Linked DNA regions of Homo sapiens: regions 2, 3 and 4 are each linked to region 1. Evidence: chromatin contacts called from ENCODE Hi-C or POLR2A ChIA-PET data. All regions are on one chromosome and are shown on one strand. Each heading gives the region's core, a stretch centred on a gene start or an enhancer-like site at or near the end of the contact. The rest is flanking DNA. Distances are from core to core; before and after follow the strand shown. Region 1 holds the start of DNAJC7 (DnaJ heat shock protein family (Hsp40) member C7). Region 2 holds the start of PTGES3L-AARSD1 (PTGES3L-AARSD1 readthrough). Region 3 holds the start of PLEKHH3 (pleckstrin homology, MyTH4 and FERM domain containing H3). Region 4 holds the start of TUBG2 (tubulin gamma 2).

What was found. A loop is a pair of places that touch in the nucleus more often than their neighbours do. ChIA-PET counts read pairs that join two places held with the same protein, here RNA polymerase II (POLR2A). Pooled maps may share reads with other maps.
Region 2: a loop to region 1 is called in a pooled map, with 5 times the contacts of the local background. The contact joins the promoter of PTGES3L-AARSD1 here to the promoter of DNAJC7 in region 1. A Hi-C loop is called at or near these places in 2 of 37 single-sample maps with no recorded cell type and 6 of 50 pooled maps. POLR2A ChIA-PET finds 5 or more read pairs at or near these places in 4 of 52 experiments (CD4-positive, alpha-beta T cell, CD8-positive, alpha-beta T cell, activated T-cell and 1 more).
Region 3: a loop to region 1 is called in a pooled map, with 6 times the contacts of the local background. The contact joins the promoter of PLEKHH3 here to the promoter of DNAJC7 in region 1. A Hi-C loop is called at or near these places in 4 of 37 single-sample maps with no recorded cell type and 9 of 50 pooled maps. POLR2A ChIA-PET finds 5 or more read pairs at or near these places in 1 of 52 experiments (activated CD4-positive, alpha-beta T cell).
Region 4: a loop to region 1 is called in a pooled map, with 3 times the contacts of the local background. The contact joins the promoter of TUBG2 here to the promoter of DNAJC7 in region 1. A Hi-C loop is called at or near these places in 2 of 50 pooled maps. POLR2A ChIA-PET finds 5 or more read pairs at or near these places in 2 of 52 experiments (OCI-LY7 and activated CD4-positive, alpha-beta T cell).

The regions. Positions count from the first base shown.
Region 1 is chr17:42,014,629-42,021,271 of GRCh38, forward strand. It overlaps DNAJC7 (DnaJ heat shock protein family (Hsp40) member C7), which reads right to left and starts at 2,811. Exons shown (of 14, transcript NM_003315.4): 1 at 2,712-2,811. The coding sequence starts at 2,788. NKIRAS2 (NFKB inhibitor interacting Ras like 2) reads left to right here and starts at 5,462. Exons shown (of 4, transcript NM_017595.6): 1 at 5,462-5,576. RefSeq lists enhancers at 2,020-3,219, 2,330-2,379, 2,450-2,859 and silencers at 2,970-3,119, 5,346-5,755.
Region 2 is chr17:42,976,221-42,982,863 of GRCh38, forward strand. PTGES3L-AARSD1 (PTGES3L-AARSD1 readthrough) reads right to left here and starts at 4,308. Exons shown (of 17, transcript NM_001136042.2): 1 at 3,826-4,308; 2 at 3,330-3,443; 3 at 3,158-3,224; 4 at 2,950-3,048. The coding sequence starts at 3,962. PTGES3L (prostaglandin E synthase 3 like) reads right to left here and starts at 3,860. Exons shown (of 7, transcript NM_001261430.2): 1 at 3,826-3,860; 2 at 3,330-3,443; 3 at 3,158-3,224; 4 at 2,950-3,048. The coding sequence starts at 3,833. RUNDC1 (RUN domain containing 1) reads left to right here and starts at 4,345. Exons shown (of 5, transcript NM_173079.5): 1 at 4,345-4,854. The coding sequence starts at 4,357. RefSeq lists silencers at 279-479, 4,412-4,661 and an enhancer at 4,272-4,341.
Region 3 is chr17:42,672,656-42,679,298 of GRCh38, forward strand. PLEKHH3 (pleckstrin homology, MyTH4 and FERM domain containing H3) reads right to left here and starts at 4,339. Exons shown (of 13, transcript NM_024927.5): 1 at 3,747-4,339; 2 at 1,699-1,754; 3 at 1,279-1,358; 4 at 988-1,179; 5 at 744-901; 6 at 521-641. The coding sequence starts at 3,908. It overlaps CCR10 (C-C motif chemokine receptor 10), which reads right to left. Exons shown (of 2, transcript NM_016602.3): 2 at 6,234-6,643. RefSeq lists enhancers at 4,630-4,729, 4,750-4,799, 4,930-5,009, 4,990-5,491, 5,492-5,991 and 2 more and silencers at 1,380-1,429, 1,480-1,599, 4,120-4,179, 4,270-4,519, 5,380-5,459 and 2 more.
Region 4 is chr17:42,656,595-42,663,237 of GRCh38, forward strand. TUBG2 (tubulin gamma 2) reads left to right here and starts at 2,690. Exons shown (of 11, transcript NM_016437.3): 1 at 2,690-2,958; 2 at 3,240-3,352; 3 at 3,555-3,722; 4 at 4,045-4,113; 5 at 6,379-6,458. The coding sequence starts at 2,910. RefSeq lists enhancers at 2,522-3,289, 2,647-2,706, 2,717-2,786, 2,837-2,906.

The DNA.
Region 1 (6,643 bases), core at 1,561-4,060:
TTGCCCAGGCTGGAGTGCAATGGCATGATCTCCCCTCACCACAACCTCTGCCTCAGCCTCCTGACTAGCTGGGATTACAGCATCACCCCACCTGGCTAATTTTTGTATTTTTAGTAGATGGGGTTTCACCGTATTAGTCAGGCTGGTTTCGAACTCCTGACCTCAGGTAATCCACCCGCCTTGGCCTCCCAAAGTGCTGGGATTACAGGTGTGAGCCACCACGCCCAGTCTTTTTTCTTTTTTTAATTAATTTTTTTCTGTCACTATTTGAACTACAGGAATAATGCATGTTGTCATGTTTAATTTACAGTTACATTTTCTTAGTGACAGATAAAATAATTTGCATTCTGCAATCAATGACTTTTTTTTGAGATGGAATCTCACTTTGTCACCCAGGCTGGAGTGCAATGGCCCGATCTCAGCTCACTGCAACCTCCACCTCCTGAGTTCAAGCGATTCTCCTGCCTCAGCCTCCCGTGTAACTGGGATTACATGTGTGTGCCACCACGCCCCGCTAATTTTTGTATTTTTAGTAGAGACAGGGTTCTGCCATGTTGGCCATGCTGGTTTCAAACTCCCGACCTCAGCTGACCCACCTGCCTCGGCCTCCCAAAGTGCTGGGATTACAGGTGTGAGCTACTGCACCCAGCCTAATGACACTTAAATTCCATGAAATAAGGTAGTTTACCTTATTTTGTTGTACTGCTATCAAATACCATGTTTTGTGTGATGTGGTCACATTACAGCATAACCTATTTTATTATATGTCTTCAGGTTCATTTACTCCAATTTTATGATAGACTATCCTCTAAGGCTGTGATTGAAGAAATGTATTTGCTTAAGATAGGAGGCTATGAAATGAAGTCCAAAATAGGGACACTCTACATCAGAGATTTACAATGAGTAGGGTGAGTTTTTAAAATTACCTATGGCCAGCCCGGCACAGTAGCTCACGCCTGTAATCCCAGCACTTTGGGAGGCCGAGGTGGGCGGATCACGAGGTCAGGAGATCGAGACCATCGTGGCTAACAGGGTGAAACCCCATCTCTACTAAAAATACAAAAAAAAAACAACAATTAGCCGGATGTGGTGGTGGGCACGTGTAGTCCCAGCAACTGGTGAGGCTGAGGCAGGAGAATGGTGTGAACTCAGGAGGCGGAGCTTGCAGTGAGCTGAGGTCGCGCCACTACACTCCAGCCTGGGCGACAGAGCGAGATTCCGTCTCAAAAAATAAAAAATAAATAACCTGTGGCCAAATCCCTATTTACAGTATAAAGAACCACTGAACTCTTTCCAAATACAAGTAAATCTCTACAATTAATTTAAGCTCCGTCTGCACTGGGAGGAATTTTGTTTCCCATTGTGCAGCTCTTTAATGATGTATAAGGGTTGATGATGCTTAGCTTTAAATATCTAGGAAGAAGTAGGAACAACATGAAAGCTCAAAATTAAGAACAGAGACTGGACTCTGGTGTCCTGGCTTCTCTGATATCCCAGGGGCCTATTACACTTTGTCAGGCCCCTCAGCTCCCAGCAGATCAGGAACTTGAGATCTGGCTGTGGTAACCACCCTCAAGCTTGATAACTATTCATTGCGTCCGAGTACTTCTTATATTTCGAACTCATTAGATAGTAAAAATCTCAGAATCCTGATTTCAGATCTCATGAACTAATTCTACATCACCGCCTCAAATTACCCAGCCTGAAGACACAACGGGCTTGGTATGAAGATATAAAGTATGTTGCAAAGAGACTGAGGGCACTGTAGATATCTTGAACAAAAGGGTCAGACTAACCCGCAGCTGATAAGGAAAGGGCTCCAAACTTCTAGAACCTTCTTGTCAATTCTGCTTTAGGATTAGAACAAGTATGACTACCCACAACTCTGTTCCAACCCCACTTCCAATAATCTGGCCTAACTGTTGCCAGAATCTAGAGCGTTCTCGAAAACCACTCACTCAGCAGCTCCCTTGGCTAGTCCGACTGGCAATCTCGAACCACTGCGGCTGCTTCGGAGTGCCAACAGCGCCCAAGCAGTTGCCCTCTTCCTTGGTGCTTAACTTAAGAAAGAACAGTGCTGGGAAGGATAAAGATCACCCAGGAAGGACAGGGGAAGAGGAGTCTGACGTAGAGAACACGAGATAAGCCCCTCGCTCTTCCTTTTTTTCTCTGTCATCTTTGACTTCTGGGATAACCGGGGGCAACCAGGTCAATTATGGAGACACACAATCACTTCGAACCCAGACTAGTGATCGCTGGGGTATAATTACAAGGGAAAACGGGGTGAGGAGAGCAAAGGTTTTGGAGACGGAAAGTGCAGACAGGCAACAATGCACAGAAGTTAACAAGAGAACGCGGGGGTCGGGGGCGATGTAAGGAAGTCGTCATCGACGCCGCGCCGCTTCCCCCACCTCGCACCAGACCTCTGAAATTGCCCTCGGAGACTCGGCCTCTCCTATAAGGACGATCGTCCTCTCAGCTGGAGAACAAGGCCATGCCTCAGCTCCTACGCCAGGCGGAAGCGGGAGAGGAAGGCCGACCCCCAAGAGCGCCCCTTCAGGGGGTCCATCCGGCCTTGATCTCAGATGGGGGGGTGTTTGCGGAGGGCGGGGCATCGCCTCAACAGCTGGGGGCTGCATCATGGCAGGAACGAGTTTCCCTGAGCCACGGAGCTGCAGGTCGCCTCCTCTACTACCCTGCTACCCGGTTACCTCTTCGCCTCTTGGTCGTCGAGCAGCTCCGGCTCGGTCGCCGCCATTACCACATCGCACTCCGCGGCAGCCGCCATCTTACCGCCGGGACCAGAGAGCTGGGTGGGAGGCCGGCGGTGAAGAGCACTTCCGGTTGGAGCATAGAGCAGCTCCGCGGCGCCGCGCCCAGAAGGGCTCCCTCGGGCTCGTCTACCAGAGAGAGGCTCCGCTTGGGGCCAGAGCGGCCTCCCGCCCCCGGATGTCCACGGTGGTCTCCGCGCCGGGGCGGGAGCCCAGGGGCTGTGCCGGTGCGTAGGCGGCGCCACTTTACCCGTGGGTGGGAAGGCGGGGTGTACCGGTGGTAGCCTCTCTAGGGCTTGGCTGCTTTCAGTATTCCAAGAGCCTCATTGCCATAGCAACTTCCAATCCTAGAGAGTCTTCCTGAAAGGCTCCGTGGAGTCTGGGTTGCGTGGGGACCAGGTGACCCAAGACTCTGTAGGGAAGGAGTCCCCACTGCTACCTTTCCGACCTTGGAGTGTGTCCACAGCTTCTTCCCGGGAAAGTCAAGAGACACTTTGAGCTCAGTTCCCCCAGCTTTCATCGTTCTCTGGAAGCCCTGCCCAGTCAAGCCAGGGGAACGCAGGGCGTCTTCACCCTGCGCCTTTCATCCACTCCGGATCTCCAAACACCAACTGGTTCATCACCCTAATGACGCTGACCCTTTTACAAGGCTCCTTTCATGTCAGCCGCCTGGGAGTGCCATCTCAGCATTAAGCCTAGGAAAGCTGACACATGGCGCCCCAGACCCTGCCCTGGAGTTTATAAGGAAGCTCGCGGGGTGAGGTCCTTGCTCTTGTGTCCCCAGTACTCCCACCTCTTATATAAACTCTCTACTCATCACGCTTGCCTTGCCGAATGCGGTCTGGATTGAGAATTCATAGGGGACAAGGGCACAGTTTAACTGTCTTTGTTGTTATTCCCTCACCCAAACGACTATTTGTGGAGCTGAATTAAATTGGAGCTTTCTGGGGTTAAATTGGAGGAGTATGAGGAGTAGCTTTACAATGTAAAGCTAAGAGTAAAATAAGAAGAGGGCAAAGGAATTTTAAAAGGATTTACCTGTTTGTTCCAGGAAAACAGCATGTGCCAATGCTCATACTCTGCCTATCCCAGTGTGGAGGGAGCTGAAACCACAGCGACCACTGAGTAGGGAGGGATAGGACAAGCTCACTAGGTTGGAAAGGAGGGGTCATTCGTTGAGCCAATCACTCAGCCCTTTCCAAAACGCCTACTCTGTGCTAGGTTGTGAGGGCACAAGACTTACAGACCACCTGCCCTGCCTGCCAGTGGCTCATAGTCCAGTCTAATGCTAGCCAACCTGTCTCACCATCTTCCCACTTTATGTTCTATCTAAGGCAACTCATTTATTCCCACAGCTTTACTTCCATCTGTTGATGACTCTCAACTTTTCATATCTCCAACCTAGACCTTTCTTCAGCTTCCACAGCTGTATATCCAACTATCTACTGGATATCTCTTGTATGTTTCACAAATCCCCAAGGCTTACCATATTTAAATTTAACTTTTTCATTGTCTACCCACACCTCAACAACAGAAAAAACAAATGTTGGATGTAATTATTATCTTTCCTAAATTCCGTATCTTGTTAAATGGATTAAACCATTCTCACTCTTGGCTTCCAATTTGTTGCCAAGTTTTGTTGATTCTCCTACCAAATATTTCCCAAATCTATCTCCACCTTTCCATCCCGATTCAGGCGCTCATCATTTTTTAAAATCTTGGAATAGGCTGGGTGTGGTGGCATGCATCTGTAGTCCCAGCTATTTGGGAGGCTGAGGCAGGAGGATCACTTGAGCCCAGGAGTTAGAGGCTGCAGTGAGCTATGATCACACCAATGTACTCCAGCATGGAGAAAAGAGCAAGACCCTGTCTCAAAAACGGCAACAACAACAACAACAAAACAACAGAAAAAAAAACTTGGAATACATCAATAGTCTCCTAATCGGTCTCTAATTTCATCTCTGTTCAGTCTTCCCTCTTCTGCCAGAGTGACCTTCCTCAGGGACTGATCATGTCTCTTCATTGGCAATGGCTTTCCATTGCCGTCAATTTGATCTCTTTGGCCTACCACACAAAGCCTTTGATTATCTGTTTCTTTTTTTAAATAATTTAATTTGAGTACCAATATTTAGGTCCTTTCTACCACCAATATTGAACCCAAGTTCTCATAGTTTCAGAAAATGCCATGACTTGTAGCCGTTTCCTCCACCCTAGAACACCCTTTCCCCCAGGCCCTTCAGTGTCTGCTGACTCAACGTTAAATGCCCTTTTGCTGTGCTCCACAGCACCTCAGTAGTTGTTAGACATCTAGCTTCTCTAGACCGTGAGTTCTGATGGGCAGCCACCATGTCTAACTCGTCCACTTTCTCTCAGTATATGGCCCTGCACCAGGCACAGACAGATGATGCTCAGAAAACATTTGACGAATAAATGATTGAGTAAACGAAGAGTTACTGTACTCTGATCGCCTTTACAGAGAGAACATCTGGGCCTCAGAGACACCAGAACACCCAGCGGCCCGCGTCCAGGGAGTCTAGAACCTTGGGCTCCCGCGCACACCCAGGCCAGGTCCTGGCCGTCATTCTCCCGCCGGCCTCTGGGGGAGCTGCGCGGTCCGCGCTCTCTCTCCGCTGCCGGAATTCGTCTTGCCTGACGGAAGCTGGGGAGCGGGCAGGCGGCGGGGGCGGGGCCTGGAGGAGCCTACACCGACTCTGGAGGAAGACTGGAGCCTTTGCGGCGGCGCTGCCCCTCCCCTGGTCCCCGCGAGCTCGGAGGGCCCGGCTGGTGCTGCGGGGGCCCCGGGAGGTACGGACCTGGGAGGCGAGGCTCGTCCGGCGCTAGGATCGGCCTCCGCCTCCGGGCCGCTTTAGGTGGCTGGTCTCTGCCTCTCATTCCCTCTGGGGGCTCCCCCGTGAGAAAATCTGTGGCGGAGGCACCTCTGGCCCACTCTTATGGTGTCCTTTATTGTGGGGCTCGCTATATGGAGAGGGGGTCTGTGTCAGGAGCTTCCCCTGGAGAGGTTTCTGTTAGGGACCGTCTTTGGGAGTGATCTATCTCTGCTCTCTGGGGGGGATCTTTGTCTGGAGCTTTTGGGGGGCTTGTGTTTGGAAGTTTGCCTTCGGGGAGATATCTGTCTGGGACCTCTTAGGGTTTCTGTATCTGAGCTTTCTCTTTTGTGTCTGTCAGTCCAAGGGCAGCAAAAAGTATGTCCTTTCTGAAGCCTTTTTTTCCGTAGGTTTCTTCATTCTTTTCTCTCTTGTCTTATGTTCATTTTAGCCATAGACTTGACTGGAGTTTAGAGGGAATTGATTGTTGTCCAGATGAGTCGTACAGGAAAGCAGATTGTCTTTTTTTGAGACGGAGTCTTGCTCTGCCGCCCAGGCTGGAGTGCAGTGGCATATTCTTGGCTCACTGCAATCTCCGCCTCCTGGATTCAAGCGATTCTCCTGCCTCAGCCTCTCAAGTAGCTGGGATTACAGGCACCCGCCACCACGCCTGACTAATTTTTTGTATGTTTAGTAGAGATGAGGTTTCACTATGTTGGCCAGTCTGGTCTCGAACTCCTGACTTTGTGATCTGCCCACCTCGGCCTCCCGAAGTGCTGAGATTACAGGCGTGAGCCACCGTGCCCTGCCCCAGATTATCCTTTTTATTTGCTCAGTCCCCCCAGGGAGCAGATGGCTTCAGACAGCCACACAAAACACTGTTCCTGCTTAATTCTCCATGGGGTCATGGTTAAAGAGAGGAAGCTGGGCTGAGCTCCCTTTACTAATTGGTCCTCTACATCTTGCGCACAGAAGGGAACCTGGCCCAGTGGCCAGTGACTCTCCTCTCCCTTTATGGCAGCATTTCCAAGCACCTGCCCTGTGACA
Region 2 (6,643 bases), core at 3,058-5,557, 960 kb after region 1:
CAATCCATCCACCTCAGCCTCCCAAAGTGCTGGGATTGTGAGCCACCTCTCTCAGCCTCCCATTTTTCAACAGAAGCTTATAGTCTGGATTTTTAGAAGATGCACATTTTTAAATGTCAGCAACTAATAAAAATTTTTTAATGTCAGTAACAAGTCAAAATAATTTCTTTTTTTTTGAGACGTTGTCTCGCTCTGTCGCCCAGGCTGGAATGCAGTGGCACGATCTCAGCTCACTGCAACCTCCACTTCCCAGGTTCAAGCGATTATTCTGCCTCAGCCTCCTGAATAGCTAGGACTACAGACATGCGCCACCACACCCAGCTAATTTTTTGTATTTTTAGTAGAGACGGCGTTTCACTATGTTGTCTGGGCTGGTCTCCAACTCCTGACCTCAAGCAATCTGCCTGCCTCGGCCTCCTACAGTGCTGGGATTACAGGCGTGAGCCACCACACCCGGCCTTAAAATAATTTTTGACACTGTAAAGATTAAAACAAATCTGAGAGCCAGATCCAGCCATCAGGCAGTCAGTTTTCAACCTTTAAGGAGGAGACGACTTTGGAGGGCCTTAAGTGGGGGAGCATCAGGGTCAAATGTGTGTTTTAGACAGACCATGCTGAGGGCAATGCAGAGAATGGATTGAAAATGGAACTGAAAATATGCAACAAACTTCTCACTGTATGCTGGTGAGGCTTGAACTAGGAAGAAATTAAGTAGTGAATTCATTAATATTTAAGAGGTCAGTAGAGCCTGGTTGTAAGCCACTACTAGAAAGAATAAGAGTCATCAGGGCTAGGTGTGGTGGCTCATGCCTGTAATTCCAGCACCCTGGGAGGCTGAGGCAGGCAGATCACCTGAGGTCTGAAGTTCGAGACCAGCCTAGTCAACATGGCAAAACCCCATCTCTACTAAAAATACAAAAAATTACCAGGTGCGGTGGCTTACACCTGTAATCCCAGCACTTTGGGAGGCCGAGGCGAGCAGATCACCTGAGGTCAGGAGTTCAAGAGCAGCCGGGCCAACATGGTGAAACCCTGTCTCTATTAAAAATACAAAAATTAGCTGGGCATGGTGGTGGGCACCTGTAATCCCAGCTACTCAGGAGGCTGAGGAAGGAGAATCACTTGAACCCAGGAGACAGAGGTTGCAGTGAGCTGAGATCACGCCACTGCACTCCAGCCTGGGTGACAGAGTGAGACTCTATCTCAAAAAAAAAAAAATACAAAAATACAAAAATTAGCCGGGCGTGGTGGCACACGCCTGTAATCCCAGCTACTCAGGAGGCTGATGAAGGAGAATCGCTTGAACCCAGGAGGCGGAGGTTGCAGTGAGCCGAGATGGCGCCATTGCACTCCAGCCTGGGCAACAAGAGAGAAACTCTGTCTCAAAAAAAAAAAAAAGAAAAGAAGAAAAAGAAAGAAAGAGAGAGAGGGGGAGGGAGGAAGGGAGGGAGAGAGAGAGAGAGAAAGAAAGAAAAGAAAGAAAGAAAGAAAGAAAAGAAAGAATAAGACTCATCAATTAATTTCTACAGTGGAAACTACTTCTGGGACTGGAATATAGAAAACAAGAATTGGCAGAGGCCGGGTGCAGTGGCTCACAGCTGTAATCCCAGCACTTTAGGAGGCCGATGCAGGTGGATCACCTGTGGTCAGGAGTTTGAGACCAGCCTGGCCAACATGTTGAAACACTGTCTCTACTAAAAATACAAAATTAGCTGGGTGTGGTGGCACATGCCTGTAATCACAGCTACTCGGGAGACTGAGGCAGGAGAATCGCTTGAATCTGGGAGGCGGAGGTGTAGTGAGCTGCGATCATGCCATTGCACTCCAGCCTGGGCAACAAGAGCGAAACTCCGAATCAAAAAAAAAAAAAAAAAAAAAAACAGAAAGAAAAAAGAAAAAGAAATGGCTGGGCACATTGGCTCACGCCTGTAATCCTAGCAGTTTGGGAGGCTGAGGCGGGTAGACCACCTGAGGTCAGGAATTCAAGACCAGCCTGACCAATATGGTGAAACCCCGTCTCTACTAAAAATACAAAAATTAGCCAGGCGTGGGGGCACAAGCCAGTAATCCCAGCTACTCAGGAGGCTGAGGAAGGAGAATCGCTTGAACCCGGGAAGTGGATGTTGCAGTGGGCCAAGATCGCGCCACTGCACTCCAGCCTGTGCTACGGGAGTGAGAATCCATCTCACACAAACACACACACAAAAAGAATCAAAGGTTTTGATTGTGAGTTGCAGTAAAGGGAAAGACCATGTTCATAGCAGTGCCAATATCTGAAGTGGAGTCTTACACATTTCATCACCTACAACGAAAGTAAGTTAACTGGGAGAGATTACCAAGAGAGTAAAAAGAGACTCAGGACAAATAGCTAATGTATGCAGGACTTAAAACCTGCATGACGGGTTGATAGATGCAGCAAACCACCATGGCACACGTATACCTATGTAACAAACCTGCATGTTCTGCACATGTATCCCAGAACTTTAAGTTAAAAAATAAGCCAGGCGCGGTGGCTCACGCCTGTAATCCCAGCACTTTGGGAGGCCGAGGCGGGCAGATCACCTGAAGTCGGGAGTTCGAGACCAGCCTGAGCAACAAGGAGAAACCCCATCTCTACTAAAAATACAAAATTAGCTGGGCGTGGTGGTGCATGCCTGTAATCCCAGCTACCCAGGAGGCTGAGGCAGGAGAATTGCTTGAACCCGGGAGGCGGAGGCCATGGTGAGCTGAGATCACGCCACTGCACTCCAGCCTGGGCAACAAGAGTGAAACTCCGTCTCAAAATAAATAAATAAATAAAAATAAAAAGAGAGACTAATACAGTTGGAAAAAAAAGATTAGGCAGGACTTGTTGAGTGATTGAATATTGGCTGGAAAGGAGGCAAGGACAATCCCAGCTGTAACCTGGGTACATGGAGAGAAGAAGCAGGCCACTTTCCACACACCCACCTTGATATCCTCCTTGGTAAGCCGCGGCCAGGCCACCTTTTCCTTCCATTTTCTCACAAAACAAGTAATAGAGCGGGAAGAGCGCTTATCCTGGGAGTCCTGCCAGATAGAGAGCCTCATTCTTAGGGTCTGGGGTTTAGAATTAATCTCCAGTTTCCCTGGGCAGCCCGGTTTCCATCCAAACCTTACTGTCCCATTTCACCCTTACCTTGGAGTTCACTTTGGCATAGAACTCAATCTCATTGTACAACTCCACTCCATCGGCATTCTTGCAGCTGAGGAGACAATGAAGCTGAGGAGATGCGGAATACTCCGTGTGGGGACATTAGGAAAGGGGTAGATTCCTGGGAAGCCAGGCCCTCGGACGGCAGGGCCACTACCTGAACACAATGCGGTGATCCTCAATAAGCACGTGGACATCGGTGCTGTCCTCAACACAAAACTCCATGAACACATACCTGGGCCTGTCGTACCACAAGGTCCGGGCGTGCTGCCTGAAGAGAAGTTGAGGTGTGGCTTCATAGGGGTGGGAGAGGGAAGACTGAGGTCATTTGGGAAGGGACTACCCAGGGACCTTTGATGCCACAGTTTTTTCAAAGTGGAGCTAAATGAGACAGAAGGGGTGAAAGGGAAGGGAATGACAGGAGTGGGTGGGTGTGGTGAATGTGAACCTGGGAAGAATAGAACGTGCAAGACTAGGAAACTAGGAGGTCAGGGAGAACATTCAGGTCACACCTTCCCTCACCCCACAGTTACAGAGACCAGGGGTCCGGGGCTCCCGTGGGGCCTCACAGAACCTGGAGCGCCCAGAAGACTTGGAGCAGGGAATCTCCAGGGAAAAGGGCCAGGGGGAGCACCGGAGCCGGAAACACTCACCGTGCCATTGCGGCTCCCGCTCCAGGGTGGCATTTAGAGTTCCAGGCAGGGGCCGCTATCTTTAGATCCTGGGGACGCCCCCAGCAGCTGCCTCTCCTTATATGGTCGGGAGAGCAGTTGAGAGGAAGAGAGAACATGACCTGGCAGCCAAGGGATCTGCACTCTGGAGATACTCTGGGACAGCTTCATCCTTGCAGCCCTTCACCGTGGGGTCTTCAGAAATGCATAGACTATGAAGAGACAACCCATCTGCTGGAACCAGGGCAAAGGCTGCCCTAGACGCTACACACAGGGAATGACTTTTCCCCGGTATCATTCACCTGTTTCTCCGACGCTTACTGCTCAGTGTCTGATTCACAATAGGCGCTCAATAAAACATTATTGTCCTGAATTAAATTCCCGGGGAAGGCGCGCCCTCGGGGACTTGGGTACTTCAGGCCCCGCCCACCACTCCCCTGGGGTTCCAGGCCACCGCGCCGTTGCCATGGCAGCAGGGGGGCGCGGCTGACGTGCGGTGGTGTTTCCGGGAAGATGGCGGCTGTCGAAGCGGCTGCAGAGCCGGTAACGGTGGTGGCGGCTGTTGGGCCAAAGGCGAAAGACGAAGAGGAGGAGGAAGAGGAGCCGCTGCCACCGTGCGAGGCGGTGCGCTGGGCCCCAGTGGGGGCGGTGGCGGAGGCCCGGCCTGGGGCAACCGCGTTTTTAGAAGAGGCGACGGCCGAGGAGCCTGGCGCGGCCCCGGGCTCCCCGCCGGATTCGCCGGGCCGGACGCTGCGGCGGCTGCGGGCAGAGCGGCGGCGGCTGGACTCGGCGCTGCTGGCGCTGTCCTCGCACTTCGCGCAGGTGCAGTTCCGCCTGCGCCAGGTGGTGCGCGGGGCGCCGGCGGAGCAGCAGCGCCTTCTGCGGGAGCTCGAAGACTTCGCCTTCCGCGGCTGCCCTCACGTCCTAGGTTACGAAGGGCCCGGCGACCCCGCCAGCGATGAGGGCGATGGGCTGCCAGGGGACCGGCCATGGTTGCGGGGCGAGGACCAGGTGAGTGGCTGGAGCCGGGCCGCGAGGAATATGGGAATAGTGGGGTCGTGTGGGTGGCGATCCAGACCCGGATGATGGTGCATGCGGGGAGAAGCCTCCCCGACTCGGTCGGTGAGTACGTGTGTCGGAGACCAGGGGACTGGAGTGCGGGGCCGGCTGAAGGGCAAGAGGACAGAGGCCTGGGAACCTGAGGGTGAGCGGTGTGCACGGAGGATGTGGAGAGATGTCGGTGCGTGATGACGTGAGTGGTAGAGGAGCGGTGAGCGAAGTGAGTCGTTGAGAGGGCAGCAGAGCAGCCAAGAGCAGTGCTGCGCCCACTCACCTTTCCCTCACGTATCTCAGTCTTGAACACTTTGGCTGCTAGAGGACCCCGACTCTGGGGATTGGGAAAATTGGCAAAGGAAAGGAAAGTGAGTTGGAATCCGTGGAAATTTAGGTTAACTCCCTGTCCCTGCTTTCCTGAAATCTAGGCAGTCTTTACACTTCTTTGGGTGGGAGTTTGGATTAACAGCAGGGTCTCTTAGTAACTGAAATAAACACAACTCTTGATTAGATAAATTTCCTAATGTTGGAATTTTTCCTTTTTAAGAGACGGGAGGGTCTTGGTATGTTGCCCAGGCTGGTCTCGAACTCCTGGTCTCAAGCCATCCTCCCGCCTCAGCCTCAGGACTACAGGCGTGTGCCACCGTGCAGGCTATAATGTTGAAATTTTTAAACTCTTCCTCCATCCTGCTTAATCATTAGGCATTCTGAATGAGGTCCTCTGATAACTGACAAGATCGATTCAGTGTGCCTACCCCAGAAGTAGTGAAACTATGTATAAGACACCAGGTAAACGTTTCCTTACAAGCTTTGCATCTCTGGAAGTGCACAAAGTGCTGGCTTTATTGGAAGTGTTGAGGTACACTGCCTTTTCACTTTTTTTTTTTGAGACAGAGTCTCACTCTGTCACCTAGGCCAGACTGCATTGGCGCAATTTCTGCTTACTGCAACCTCTGCCTCCTGGGCTCAAGCAATCCTCCTGCCTCAGCTTCCCCAGTATCTGGGACTACAGGTGTGTGCCACCACACCCAGTTAATTTTGTTTATTTTTTGTTGAGGCGGGGTTTCACCACATTGCCCAGGCTGGTCTCGAACTCCTGAGCTCAAGCGATCTGCCCTCCTCAGCCTACCAAAGTGCTGGGATTAGAGAAGTGAGCCACCATGCCCCATCCCTTTTCACCATTTTATTCTTCAAACTACAATCTACATGTGGCTTTCTTCCCACTTACATTGGTTTTAGCCAAGAAGATTTATCAAGCAGATAATGATTTGTTTATTTTAGTCTGAACTGTTTCCAGTGCAATCCTGTGTTTACTGTTCCACCCTTCTCCACATACCTGCAACTCCTTACACAAGGAGCAGCCACCTCAAACTGTCAGATTTAAGGGCTAGAAAGGGGTGGACAGCACCAAAGGTTCTACATGATAGGAAACTCTGTTGTTCATTTTCACCTTTAGAAACAGTAGGCCAACCCCATTTTCCATGATGTGATTATGACACATTGCATGCCTGTAGCAACATTTCATGTACCCCATAAATATATACACATACTATGTACCCATAAAAATTAAAAACTAGCCCAGCGCAGTGGCTCACGCCTGTAATCCTAGCACTTTGGGAGGCCAAGGCGGGCGGATCACCTGAGGTTGGGAGTTCGAGACCAGCCTGACCAACATGATGAAACCCCGTCTCTACTAAAAATACAAAAAAAAAAAAAAAAAACTAGCCAGACATGGTGGCACATTCCT
Region 3 (6,643 bases), core at 3,089-5,588, 660 kb after region 1:
GTAGATTCACACCCCAGATTCTGTAACTCCATACTGAGGCTCACCACCATAGGTCAGAAAACAGGCTGGACTAGGAGTCAGAAAACCGGGGTTCCTCTCCCAGCACCCTTTAATCCTCTAACTTTAGGACCTGGGCCAGTCACTACACCGTTTAGGGAGAAGTACAGTTGGATGAGGCCAGCACATTCTACAAAAGTGGTAGCTTTTCTACCACTTGTAAAGGTAATATGGCATAGTCTCAAGAGGATAATGAAAAAATAGGGGAGTGTACAAACTCCTGAAGGAACATCAGTAGTCAGAATGAGACCCATAGAGAAGGTGGCCAAAGGGGGCCCTTTTGTGTGTGCTGGCTTCCTCTCCTCCACCCTGGCCAGCTTCCAGTTTCACCTTCATCCTTCGAAAAGTGAGGAGCTGGCAGGTCCATGAAGGATGCTTAGATCCCTGCCAGTTAAGGGATTCAGATTCTTACCTCTGAACCACCCCATCCCATCCAGGGGACTTGGGCCATGGGACCACTCACCTGGGGCGCTGACTCCATAGGGCAGGGGCAGGAGTGGGGCATACAAGGCTCCACTAGTGTGTCTCAGAATCGGGTTCCTCAGGTAAATGAGGGCAACGGCCTCTGGGTCCCCGCAACTTTCCTAGGGGGCCAGGGAGAGGGTCACCTTGATGGGGAAGGGAGTTCCTCACAACCCCAGAAAGCTTTGGGGTCCACCACTCTCCTGGCTCTCCCTGGTGTGTACCTGTATGTCCCTGAGCAGTAGCTGGGTGGGGGTCTCCAGGGGTGCCTTGGAGGCGATCACTTCCCGCAATGCCACCCCCCAGCGCTCAGCCTCTGCCTGGCGTGGGGAGCAGAGGCGGACACTGTGTTTCCGACCAGACACAGTCACTGACCACAGACCTGGGGAAAAGAGAGGCCAGGGAGGGCCATTAGGGTCTGCCGGGGCCCCTGCCTAGGAAGGTAGGAGAGTCCCCAGGAGGTCTCACCTGTCTCCTTACGCCTGCGCTCTGGGCCGGTCACCGAGCACAGGCTGGTGAGCACGAGGCTCCCGAGACGCCGCGCCCCTTTCCCGCTGCTGCTGAACTGATCCAGGGAGTCCCGCGTGAGCACAAACCAGGCTCGGCGCGGGGGCAGCCAGGGCCGCGCCCCTCCTCCGCGGGGCTCCCGGTACAGCCAACCTGGGGGCCGGAGAGGGAGGGAAGGGACATCAGTAGAGACATTAATCCCTAGGGGGTTGGGATTGGGGGCCTCCAGAGTGCACTGAGGGGGGTCTCTACCTTTCACAACGATGTCCGGGTCGTCCTCCGGCAGCCCTTTCTCCGGGATGAGGCTCCAAGTCTCCTCCCAGCTCTGCAGCCTGGGCCAGAGGGGAGGGAAGGTTGGGTCTCCACTCTGCCTCTAGGGGGCTCCTCTGTAGGGGCTCCCCAGACCGCACGGGTGTCTGCTCCCAAGCTGGGCACCCCTCCCCCAGGCTGTGGGAACCGCTGGGCCATTCTGACCTCGAACCAGAAATAGCCCCGACCCCCCTCTTTCTCCCCGCGCCCCCAGCCGGACCGCCCCCCGGGACCCCAGCCAAACCACAGCGTCCGGCATAGGGCCTCTCCCTTATTGCACAACCGCTAGGGGAGACAGAGAGGATGGGGGTCCCGGGAACATGCTGGGGTCGCCAGACTATGGGACGTAGGGGCGTAGCTCACCTGTTGGAGACAGGCCCGCTCCTCACTGGCTGAGTCAGCGTCACTTCCAGGGGACCCTGGGGAGACAGGCGGGGAAGCCCTCAGGGTCAGAGCCCTTCCTGCGCAAGGTTCGTGCCTTCTGCCCTCAGGACAGGGCTGCTCAGGGGATTGAGGAAGGAGGAGTCACAGAGTGGGGTCGTGACTAGGGTGGAGCACGCTGGAGCCCCTGGGCTCGCCCCTCCCGCCAGTCTTAACAGGACAAGCTCTTCAGAACAGCAGGAGCTAAGGAGCCAAGGCTCCTCTCAGTTACCCTTTGAAAATACAATCAGGGGTAGGGTAGGGTGGAAAGAGCACTGGGCAGAGAGTCAGGAGACCTGGGTTCCAATTCCCGCCCCACCACTAACTCACTGTGGAACCTTGGGCAAGTCTCTTCCCGTCTCCGGGCCTTAGTTTCCCCATCTTTGAAACAGGAGAGGTGAGCTCGTTCTGCCAGGCTCCAAGGCACCCTCTCCTCCTCATTTTCCCTTCTTCCACACTGCCTCCCTGGCCAAGGCAGGACAGGTGGTAGGCACAGAGGTGAATGAAGGGCAGAGGGACCCTTTCAGTATAGGGCTTTCTCCAAAAGCGTCTTACATTCTCCCATAGACACTCCTGAGACTCAATGGTGAGCAGAGACCCTGCCCCTTTGCTGGGGCTTAGGAAGGGCGGGCCAGACTGAGGAATGGCACACCCTCTGGAGGCAGGTGTAGTTCAGGGTTTTGCCCTCCCCCTCCCCCTCCTCCTCCCTTCCCCCTGTCCTGGAACTTCAACTGTAGACTGGGGTCTGAGAGAGGCCACAAACCCAACCCGGAGGCCAGTCAGGCGGGAACCGTGCCATCCTCATATTGCTCCCAGACTGCTAGAGCCAAGAGGGGGAGGTGGGGGAGGGGGCCAGGGACACCTGTCCCCAGGCTCAGGGAAGGGGGGAGTTGAGGTGGAGCATGAGGGAGGCAATGGCCTGGTAAAGCCGACCCTGCCCAAGCTGGAAGCTTGGGGACGCCTGGGTCCTGCACCCTTCCTACGTGAACCTCCACCTATTTTCTGGAAGGTCTGAGTGGGGCTGTCAGCCACACCACATGTGGCAGGTACTGACCACCCTCTTAGGCTAACTCCCCTAATCGCAGTGCCCTGCTTCCCTCCCTCCCCCCTCCTCTATATTTATCCACCCTCCGCCTCCGCCAGGTGCTGGCGCCGGCCCCGGCGGCGCAGCCCGCCCCACCCGGGCACCGAGCCACTGGGCCTGCTGGGGACCCCTGCGCGGGGGATGGGAGCCTGACCCGGGCCACAGCACACGGGAGTCTGGCCGCCAGTGTGCAGGAGGGATGGGGGAGGAGACGTCAAGGGATGGAGGTCTCCCACACCAATCGTGCCTCCGTTTCCCCACGGGGAGATTCGACAAAACCAGGCAGCAGCCCAGTGTCCCTCACCATCCATCCCCTCAGGGGTTTCCCAGGAGCCTCACCCGGGAAAGCCGAGAGTTCTGTCCTGAGTGGCAGGGTAATGAGGAGGGGTCCTCAAAGAGCTCCCACCTCCCTCTCCTTGGGGTCCCCGCCACAGACCCCAATCCTGGGATGACTTCTCCCCCTCGTCCAGGTCTCCGCAGCGGGAGCTCTCGCATCTGGCCTCCGCACTTGCGAACTGGGAGCGGAGGGGGACCCAGGCGTTCGAGCCGCCCAGCCGGCCTCGCCACATTCCTCGGCGCTGGCGGAGGCGGAAGGAGACGGGATGGGACGCGGGCCCAGCGGGGAAGGGAGAGGCAGGGCCAGGTCGGGCCACGCGTGACGCCTCCCCTGCCTCAGGGCCCCCAGCAGGTGGATAGCGCCCAGCCTGCAGCGGGAGGCCCACAGGCACATCCCGAGTAGGGCTGCTGCTCCGAGAGCTCCCGGGGGCTTTGGCCCCCAGGCAAAAAACTCTCCCTCATCCCTAGTTCGCCAAGCGCGCAGCGTGTGGCTGGAGGCTGGAGCGGATCAGCGTGACGGCCGGTTACAGCGAGAGTGATTGAGACGAGGCTCCGAACCCCCGGGACTTACCCTCCCGCCGCCCGCTGGACTCGGGGTCCGCAGCTCAAAGGTTTCCTCGTCCTCGTCCTCGTCCCCGTCCCCGCTAAGCTCGCCGTCCCCGTAGTCCCGGTGCAGAAGAGTGAAGCCTCGACGGCAGCAGAGAAGCCACCATAGTCCCCCGGGGAGAGGCATCCGGGCGAGGAGCTGCGGATGGGGGCGCGGGCAGCCGCGGCCGAGCAGTAGGGGGTCGGAGGAACTGGCGGGGCTCCGACCCGAGCAGGGGAAAGATGAGGTGGGAGGAGCAGAAGGGAGAAGAGGACAGGGAGGAGGCAGTGTCCTGGGCTGGGGTGCAAGGGGACGCTAGCCAGACGCTGAGGGGGGCTCAGTGTCTGGGCCCCCGGAGGGGGGAGGGGGAAAAGCGTCCAGGGCCCCGGGAGAGGAGGGAGCAATGTCCGGAGCTGGGAAGTAGTGTCCGTTGGAGTGTCCAGCCCTGTGGGGGGCAGTGTCCGGTGCAGCGTCCGAGGTGGGCAGTTGTCCAAGCTCCAGGGAGGGTCGTGTCCGGTAGGGCGTCCGGTGGCCGGGGCCCGGGCCGCGCGCGCTGCGCTCCCTGCAGCCCCGGGACTGGCGCGCTGGGGGCGCGAGCACAGAGCTGGGACCCCGCCCCCCCGGCCCCCTCCCTCCCGGGGGGCCCCCCCTCTCTCTTCTTTCTCTCCTCCCTTCTTTACTAGGCAGGGTCCAGGTTTCGTCACAGTCTCCTCTGTCCAATCCCTGTGCCTGGCGCCGGGCGCGGCTACCAATCAGACGGCTGAAACCGCGTTGGGTTGCATCATGTGCCCCTGGCTTGGTGACAGCGGGGAGGGGCGGGGAAACAGGGAGGGAGGGGACGAGGCTATGTTAGCCACGCCCCAGTCTCTGAGGTCGGACGCGGGGTGCTAGTGACGTCACGGAAGCCCGCCTTCAGGCTCTTGTTTTAACTCTTGGCTCACCAACCAATTAAAAACCCTGTTGAGGAGTTTTGGCACAGGACAGAGGAAAACCCAACTGCCGCTCTCTGAACCCCTGTCTCGTCTCAGGGTCCCTGAGAAAGGGAAACGCCTTGGCTACTAAGAGGATGTCCAGACCTGCGAGGACACAGCTCTGGAGGTGGCCCTCCACGTCTGGGGAGAAGGAGTCCAGTTTCTCCAGTTTCTCGGTCTGATTCAGCTCTCCCCCACCCTTTTTTTTTTTTCTTCCAGACAGGGTCTCGCTGTCTTGCCCAGGCTGGGGTGCGGTGGAGCCATTATAGCTTACTACAGCCTCGAACTCCTCGGCTCAAGGGATCCTCCCACCTCAGCCTCTCCAGGAGCTGGGACTACAGGCGTACACCACCATGCCTGGCTAATTTTTTAAATTTATTTTTTGTAGAAATGGAGTCTCACTATGTTGCCCAGGCTGGTCTTTAACTCCTGGGCTCAAGCGATCCTCCCAGCTTGGCTTCCCAAAGTGCTGGGATTACAGGTATGAGCCACTGCACTCGGCCTCACCTCCTTTTCGAGGTGAAGGAGTTGAGGCAGGCACTCTGGGAAGGTGCAGACCTAGGCCGGAAATAAAATCGAATATAGAGCTCACAGCTCACCGAACTCAGCTGGGGAGACTGACTTGGATTCTAAGGAATTCTGTGGTCTCCGAATACAGTGGAGGCCTCTTAGGGCTAATATCCTGCGGCTCTGTATAGGAAGGGGTTAACTCAGGCGCTAGGCGGCCGGGGCGGGGCCGCGGCCTCCGCGGGCGCGCGCGCGCGTTGCTGACTCAGCGGCGATTCCAGAGATCTTGGATGGAGGGTTCCAGGTCGGTCCCCAGTGGCTGGCGTGTGGGACCCTTTGAGGATCGGCGCCGTCTCCGGGCCTTCCCTGGATCCTGGCCCCTAGAGGCCGTGGGGGACCCCTTTTCGCCGCTGCTGCGGGAGGCTCTGAGGACTGCTAGCCTGGGCAGGGCTGGGCTGGGCGGGGAGGGGCGGGGAAGGGCGGGACGGGCGGGGCCGTCAGGCCAGCACCTCCCTTGAGACCTCCTCGCCACGCCCCGCCCTTCTCGACCCTAGACTCCAGGCTGGAGCGGTGGGGACAGCTTTGCTGACCGATATTAAACCGCGAGAACTGTCGCACGTGAACACCATCCTGCCCGTTGTGATTGTGTAAAACAAAGACCAGGAATCAATGCGAGCGTGTCTAGGAGGCCATCTCGGCCGTGGCCTCTCTCCACATGAGAGTGGCCTGTACTGAGAGATTACCTAGGAATGGAGATACCACAACCATCTTCCAGGTCTGGATCCCAGGCCCTTGCCTGCAGAGAAGTTTTTTCCCATATCCAACCTCTCTCTTTCCGGCCAGCTCAGTGCATTTCCTCTGACCCAGTCCCCAGAGAAGATGGAGAACAGCAAATATCCCTCACCCCCACCACACCCGTGATAACTACTCTGGAAATTTGCAGATTGCAATCCCTCCTAGGTTTTTCTTCAAGGTGGAAAAACTTCAACTCAAATTTTACAATTCATTTTTTCATTTTTTCTTTCCATCACAGACACTAGGAAGGGATTGTAAAGTGGTTATGAAATCCAAACGCCCACCAAAAACGGGAATCCCCTGCCCCTCCCCCTCCCCCCACACCACGCAAAGGCCCACAGCGTCCCCGACAGTCTGAACATTCCAATAGCGGGAACTCAGTATTTGCTAAGGCAGCCATTACTGGAGAGCGCTCTGGTTGTTAGAAAGCTCTTCCTTACAGTATTGCAAGAGGAACCACCGCCCCTCCTTGCCTGGCAGCTTTCCCACCTCACCTCTGTTGGCTGAGGCCAGGTGACGGTGGAGGGGGTGTCAGTGGCTAGAGCTTTAGCAGACTCAGCAGCCCCCCACCCCCACCCAGGCCCTCAGCGTCTTCCACTCAGAGAGCCA
Region 4 (6,643 bases), core at 1,440-3,939, 640 kb after region 1:
CCAAGGCAAGAGAATCACTTGAACCCGGGAAGTGGAGGTTGCAGTGAGCCAAAATCATGCCAGTGCACTCCAGCCTGGGCAACAGAAAGAGACTCTGTCTCAAAAAAAAAATTAGCTGGCATGGTGGCATGTGCCTGTGGTCCCAGTTACTCAGGAGGCTGAGGTGGAAGGATCGCTTGAGCCCAGGATTCCAAGGCTGCATAAAAAGTCTCAGAGGCTGGGTGCGGTGGCTTACGCCTGTAATCCCAACATTTGGAAGGGATCACAAGGTCAGGAGTTTGAGACCAGCCTGGCCAACATGATGAAACCCCGTCTCTACTAAAAATACAAAAATTAGCAGGGTATGGTGGAGCGTGCCTATAATCCCAGGTACTTGGGAAGCTGAAGCAGGAGAATTGCTTGAACCTGGGAGGCAGAGGTTGCACTGAGCTGAGATCAAGCCATTGCACTCCAGCCTGGGCTACAGAGTGCGACTACGTCTCAAAAAAAAAAAAAAAAAAAAAAGGCTGGGCGTGGTGGCTCACGCCTGTAATCCCACAGCACTTTGGGAGGCCAAGGCAGGTGGATCACATGAGGTCGACCAACATGGAGAAACCCCGTCTCTACTAAAAATACAAAATTAGCTGGGCGTGATGGTGCATGCCTGTAATCCTAGCTACTTGGGAGGCTGAGGCAGGAGAATCGCTTGAACCCGGGAGGTGGAGCTTGCGGTGAGTTGAGATCGAGCCATTGCACTCCAGCCTGGGCAACGAGAGCGAAACTCCATCTAAAAAAAAAAAAAAAAAAAGATTGTAACTTGGCTACTTGGCTGAGCATGGTGGCTCATGCCTGTAACCCAGCACTTTGGGAGGCTGAGGCAGGTGGATTACCTGAGCTCAGGGGTTCGAGACCAGTCCGGGCAACATGACAAAACCCCTGTCTCTACTGAAAATACAAAAAAATTAGCCGGGTGTGGTGGTGCACACCTGTAATCTCAGCTACTAGGGAGGCTGAGCCAGGAGAATCGCTTGAACCTGAGAGAGGCAGAGGTTGTAGTGAGCCGAGATCATGCCACTGCACTCCAACCTGGGCAACAGAGTGAGACTTAGTCTCAAAAAAAAAAAAAAATCTTAAGTGGCATTTACAGTGTTTGTGATTCTAGATCAGGCTACGTTTCATTCCATAAAATAAATAGAATGAGTGTTCAGATGAGTCAAGCACAGGTTAGTTTTTATGGACAAAAAAGGGTAGAGAAAAATAGAAACAGAAGGAAAAAAAGCAGATGGGTCCTTTCAAAGTTACTTTTCTTGTAAAAGGACTTCCGTATCATGCCGGCTCACACTGGCTTGTTTGGGGTTTTGGCTCTTCCTTCCCTCTCCTGATTCCTCTGAAGGTTTGATAAACAACTTAGTGTTGCTTAGTGACATAGAACTTTAGCGTGAGTGACTCCATTTTGGTTTGGTCTGTTGAGCCAAGCACAGGAGCTCAGTGCAAATCAATGGCCTCCTATAAAATTTATTTAACTGAACCCTTGTGCATTGCTGGTGGGAATTTAAAATGGTGCAGCTACCATGGAAAATCGTATGGCGATTCCTCAGAACATTAAACACAATTACCATATGATCCAGCAATTCTACCTCTGGGTGTATATCCAAAATAATTGAAAGCAGGGACTCGAACAGATATTTGTACACTCACATTCAAAGCAGCAACATTCACAATAGCCAAAAGGTGGAAGCAACCCAAATGTCCATGGAGGGATGAATGGTTATGCAAAATGTGGTACATCTATACAATGGAATATTATTCAGTTGTAAAAAGGAAGGAAATTCTGACACATGCTACGAAATGGAAGGATCTTGAAGATATTATGTTAAGTGAAAGAAGCCAGACCCAAAAAGACAAATACTGTATAATTCCACTCATATCAGGTGCCTAGAGTAGTCAAGGGGAAGTTACTGTTTAATCGCGATAGAGTTTCAGTTTGGGAAGATAAGAAAGTTCTAGAAAAGAATGGTGGTGGTGGTTACAGAACAATGTGAGTGTACTTGGTGCCACAGAACTGTATGCAGTACTTACAAATGGTTACAATGGTAAATTTAGGCCAGGAGTGGTGGCTCATGCCTGTAATCCCAGCATTTTGGGAGGCCAAGGCAGGAGGATTGATTGAGGCCAGTAGTTTAAGACCATCTTGGGCAACACGGTGAGATCCCCATCTCTATAAAAATACATTTTAAAAATTTAAAAATTAGCTGGGCGTGGTAGCACACGCCTGTAGTCCCAGCTACTCGGGAGACTGAAGTGGGAGGATCACTTAAGCCAGAAGTTCAAGGCTACAGTGAGCTATGATCGCGCCACTGCACTCCAGCCTGGGCGACAGAGCGAGACCCTTCTAAAAAATAAAAAGGTAACATACATGTGTATGTATTGTAACACCATTAAAAAACAGAAATTTAAACGAAGAAAAGTTGGCTTCTAGCCCTTTGATCTAGCAAAGCTGACAGTGTCCTCACCTACCAATATAGGTAGATGACTCCTTACACGTGGACAAGCACATCCACCTGGCCGCTTCTCCCCTTTCCTCCCCTCCCCCGTTCCTCTCCTCCCCAACACATCCAGGTTCCGACCCTGCCACCCCCAACGAGTCTCACTGCGCAGGCGCGGAGCGGTGGGCAGGAGCGGGCGTGGCCTGACTCTGCGCCTGTGCGGAATTCCAGCTGCGACTGCTGAGGGAGAAAATGATGCCCAGGTTGGGCTCCCCGGCCCACCGGCCGAGGAGAGGCCTGCGCTGCACACGCGCAGACCGAGCATCCGCGTCAAGAGGCGAAGAGAGCGCGCGCTCCCCACGTCCTGCGCTCCTGGCTGCCGGGCATTCGTCTCAGCCGTGACTCTCGCCAGGCCGGGGCTGGCGCGCCCACGTCTGAAGAGCGATGCCCCGGGAGATCATCACCCTGCAGCTGGGCCAGTGCGGCAACCAGAGTGAGCAAGCGAGCGCCGGCCCCGCCGGTCTCTGGTTCTGCCCCTTCGGGTCCCACCCAAGTGCCTGGCTTCCACCAGTCCCCCTTTCCCTTCCATGAACCCCCTGCCCTGCTGCTCTGGATAACCCAGACCGAGAGCTGCGCCTCCAGCCCGGGGCTGGGGCAGCTACCAAACCCAGGCATCTTGGGTCCACCCTCTGATCGTGTCAGCCTCTGAGACTAAAACTGGGCTCCTCAGGCCTTAAGGCTCCAGCAGACCCGGGCATCTCCCCCCTCCCCCAGTTGGGTTCGAGTTCTGGAAACAGCTGTGCGCCGAGCATGGTATCAGCCCCGAGGGCATCGTGGAGGAATTCGCCACCGAGGGCACTGACCGCAAGGACGTCTTTTTCTACCAGGTGCCCCCAGCGACTTGGCCGGGGGCGGCAGTGGCCCAAGGGGGCGGAAGGGAAGGGAGTGGCCTGGTACTGGGAACCCCGCTGGGCAGTAGGGCCAGGCGGCTGGCTTGAGGAGGGAGGGCCGGAGGGAGCCAGAGTTGGGAGGACTTCGGACTTGGGCCGCCCTAGCTGATTGGGCCCCCTCCTGGACTCCCCTTGACAGGCAGACGATGAGCACTACATCCCCCGGGCCGTGCTGCTGGACTTGGAACCCCGGGTGATCCACTCCATCCTCAACTCCCCCTATGCCAAGCTCTACAACCCAGAGAACATCTACCTGTCGGAACATGGAGGAGGAGCTGGCAACAACTGGGCCAGCGGATTCTCCCAGGTGTCCTAGCGACCATTCCAGAGACCTTTGATATTCCCATCCAGAGGCAAGGCAGGCTCAAGCTACTAGGAATTTGACCTGACTGACAGAAAATAAGAGACAAAAGGATGTCCCGAACAAGAGGGACAGCCAGGGAGAGGTTTATGCAAATTTTGTGCAAATCATTTGCAATAGTAGCACTTCTGGGTTGAGGGCTACAGCCTAGGCTCTGCTTCAGGGTGGCAACAATATTCCAGGGTAGACAGAATTCTTGGTGCTGTGCTGAGAAAAGATGCTCTCTGGAACCTTTGGCCTGACCCTCCCTTTCCATATCTCTATACAGGGTGAGAAAATTCATGAAGACATCTTTGACATCATAGACCGAGAAGCAGATGGAAGTGACAGTTTGGAGGTGAAGTTATGGAGTGGGGGAAGGAATGGGCAGGGAGGCCGAAGAGTGCTGGGGACAGGTCAGGAGGTGGCCTGGATAGGTAATATGAGGGGAGCAATTCAATTCAAAACCCGTTTATGGAGCATCAGATGTGGGATATTGAGGTGAATAAGATATAATCTTTGTTCTCAAGGAAGTCATAAATCTGAATGGCACCGGCCCCTTAGGCATGAGTCATTCAGCTGCTTCTCCAGCTCCAAACCTTCCCAAGGAGCCTCAGCCTGGATGCATAAGAGGAAGCTTTGAGACATTGGCGTTTTGGGAATGGAGAATGAACCAAGCCGAAGTCTCTCCCCCAGATCCTTGGAGACTGCCTCTCCATCTCTCCCCATGCTGGGTGCGATATGTTCCTGGCTTACAGCTCTTATAACCCATGTAATTTCCTAAGGGACTAGAGCAATAATAGTATGTTTTGTTAAAATATTTGACCTTTTGTCCTTGGTTTCTGAAACAGCTCCAGAACAGCTCCAGAGTGATAAAGGTGAAAGACAGTCTTTTGTTATTTATAACAAGCCCGTTTCTTTTAGTTTAATCTTTCATTTTATTTTAATTAGTTAATTTTACTAACCACTGTACTAAGGAGGAACAAGTGCCTTTCAACCAAACCTGAGCTTATGTTAAAGAGGCGATTTTTGGAAAGTCCCAGATAGCCACTGGATGGGGGGCTGGTTGCCAGGGGAACAAACCTGGTGCTCTGAGGGTTGGAATTTACAGGCCCACCCCTCACCTCTGGGGAAGGGAGAGGGGATGAAGATTGAGTAGAGCACCAATTGCCAATGATTTAATCGGTCATGCCTGTGTAATGAAGCCTCCATAAAAATCCAAAAGGACTGAGTTTGGGGGCTTCCAGGAAGGTGAACAAGAACACATCCACAGGCCAGGAGGGTGCAAACCCAACGCCACAGGGCAGCAACTCCTATGCGCCGGACCCTTCTAGAGCTTCCCCTCGGTATCTCTTCATCTGGCTGTTTATTTGTATCCTTTAAAATATCCTTTATAACAAATGGATGAACGTAAGTAAGTGTCTCCTTGAGTTCTGTGAGCTACTCTAACAAATTAATTGAACCCAAGGAGCAGTCCTGAGAACCTCGATTTATAGCTGGTTGGTCAGAGGCACAGATAAAACAACCTGAAGCTTGTGTTGGCATTGGAAGTGGGAGAGTCTTGTGGGACTGAGCCTTCACTCTGTGGGATCTGATGCTATCTTCAGGTACAGATACTCCTCAACTTACAATGGGTTTATCAGGATGTAAACACATCACAAATTGAAAATATTGACTAGGCACAGTGGCTCATGCCTGTAATCCCAGCACTTTGGGAGGCCGAAGCAGGTGGATCATCCGAGCCCAGGAGTTCAAAACCAGCCTGGGCAACATGGTGAAACCCCATCTCTGCAAAATATACAAACATTATCCAGGCATGGTGGTACATGCCTATAGTCCAAGCTACTTGGAGGCTGAGATAGGAAGATGCCTTGAGCCCAGGAATTCAAGGCTGCAGTGAGCTATGATCACACCACTGCACTGCAGTCTGGGGGACTGAGTGAGATCCTGTCTCTAAAACCAAAACAAATTTGAGGACAGGTGCGGTAGCTCATGCTTGTAATCCCAACACTTTGGCAGGCCGAGGCGGGCAGATCACTTGAGGTCAGGAGTTCAAGACCAGCCTGGCCAACATGGTGAAACCCCGTATCTACGAAAAATAAAAAAATTAGCCAGGCGTGGTGGTACATGCCCGTAGTCCCAGCTACTTGAGAGGCTGAGGCAGGAGAATGGCTCGAACCTAGGAGGTAGAGGTTGCAGTGAGCCAAGATCGGGCCATTGCACTACAGCTTGGGTGACAGAGCAAGACTCCGTCTCAAAAAAAAAAAAAATTGAAAATACCGTAAGTAGAAATGCATCAGGTTATAACCCAATAAGCCCATCATGAAGTTGAAAAATTGTAAATTGAACCATTGTAATTCAGATGCTTCTTGATTTAAGATGGGATTATGTCCTGATAAACCCATCATAAAGCCAAAACATCTTAAATTAAACCATCCTAAGTCAGGGACAGTCTGTAGGTAGTCCAGAATTGAAGTGAATTAGTGGATACCCAGCTGGCATCTACTGTAGAATTGACTGCTTACCTGATGTGTGTGGTAAGACCCCACCCATCTGGTATCAGAATTGTGTTGTGAGAGTGTGGCAGGAGAAACTGAGTCTGTTTATTCCTGTATACACACAGGGCTTCGTGCTGTGTCACTCCATCGCTGGGGGTACGGGTTCTGGCCTGGGCTCCTACCTCCTGGAGCGACTGAATGACAGGCAAGCCTGTGTTTGGGGAGAGGGCATTAACCCTGGTTCCCTGAGTAATGTCATTGCTTTTTTCTCTTGAGCTAGAAAGTCTGCCACTACCCCTTTTGAGTCATAGGGACAGACCCACCCAAGGACCATGTTGGAAGCTATTTTGGGGGGTGGGGGTTTACCTGTGGAGGGGAGGGGATCTACAG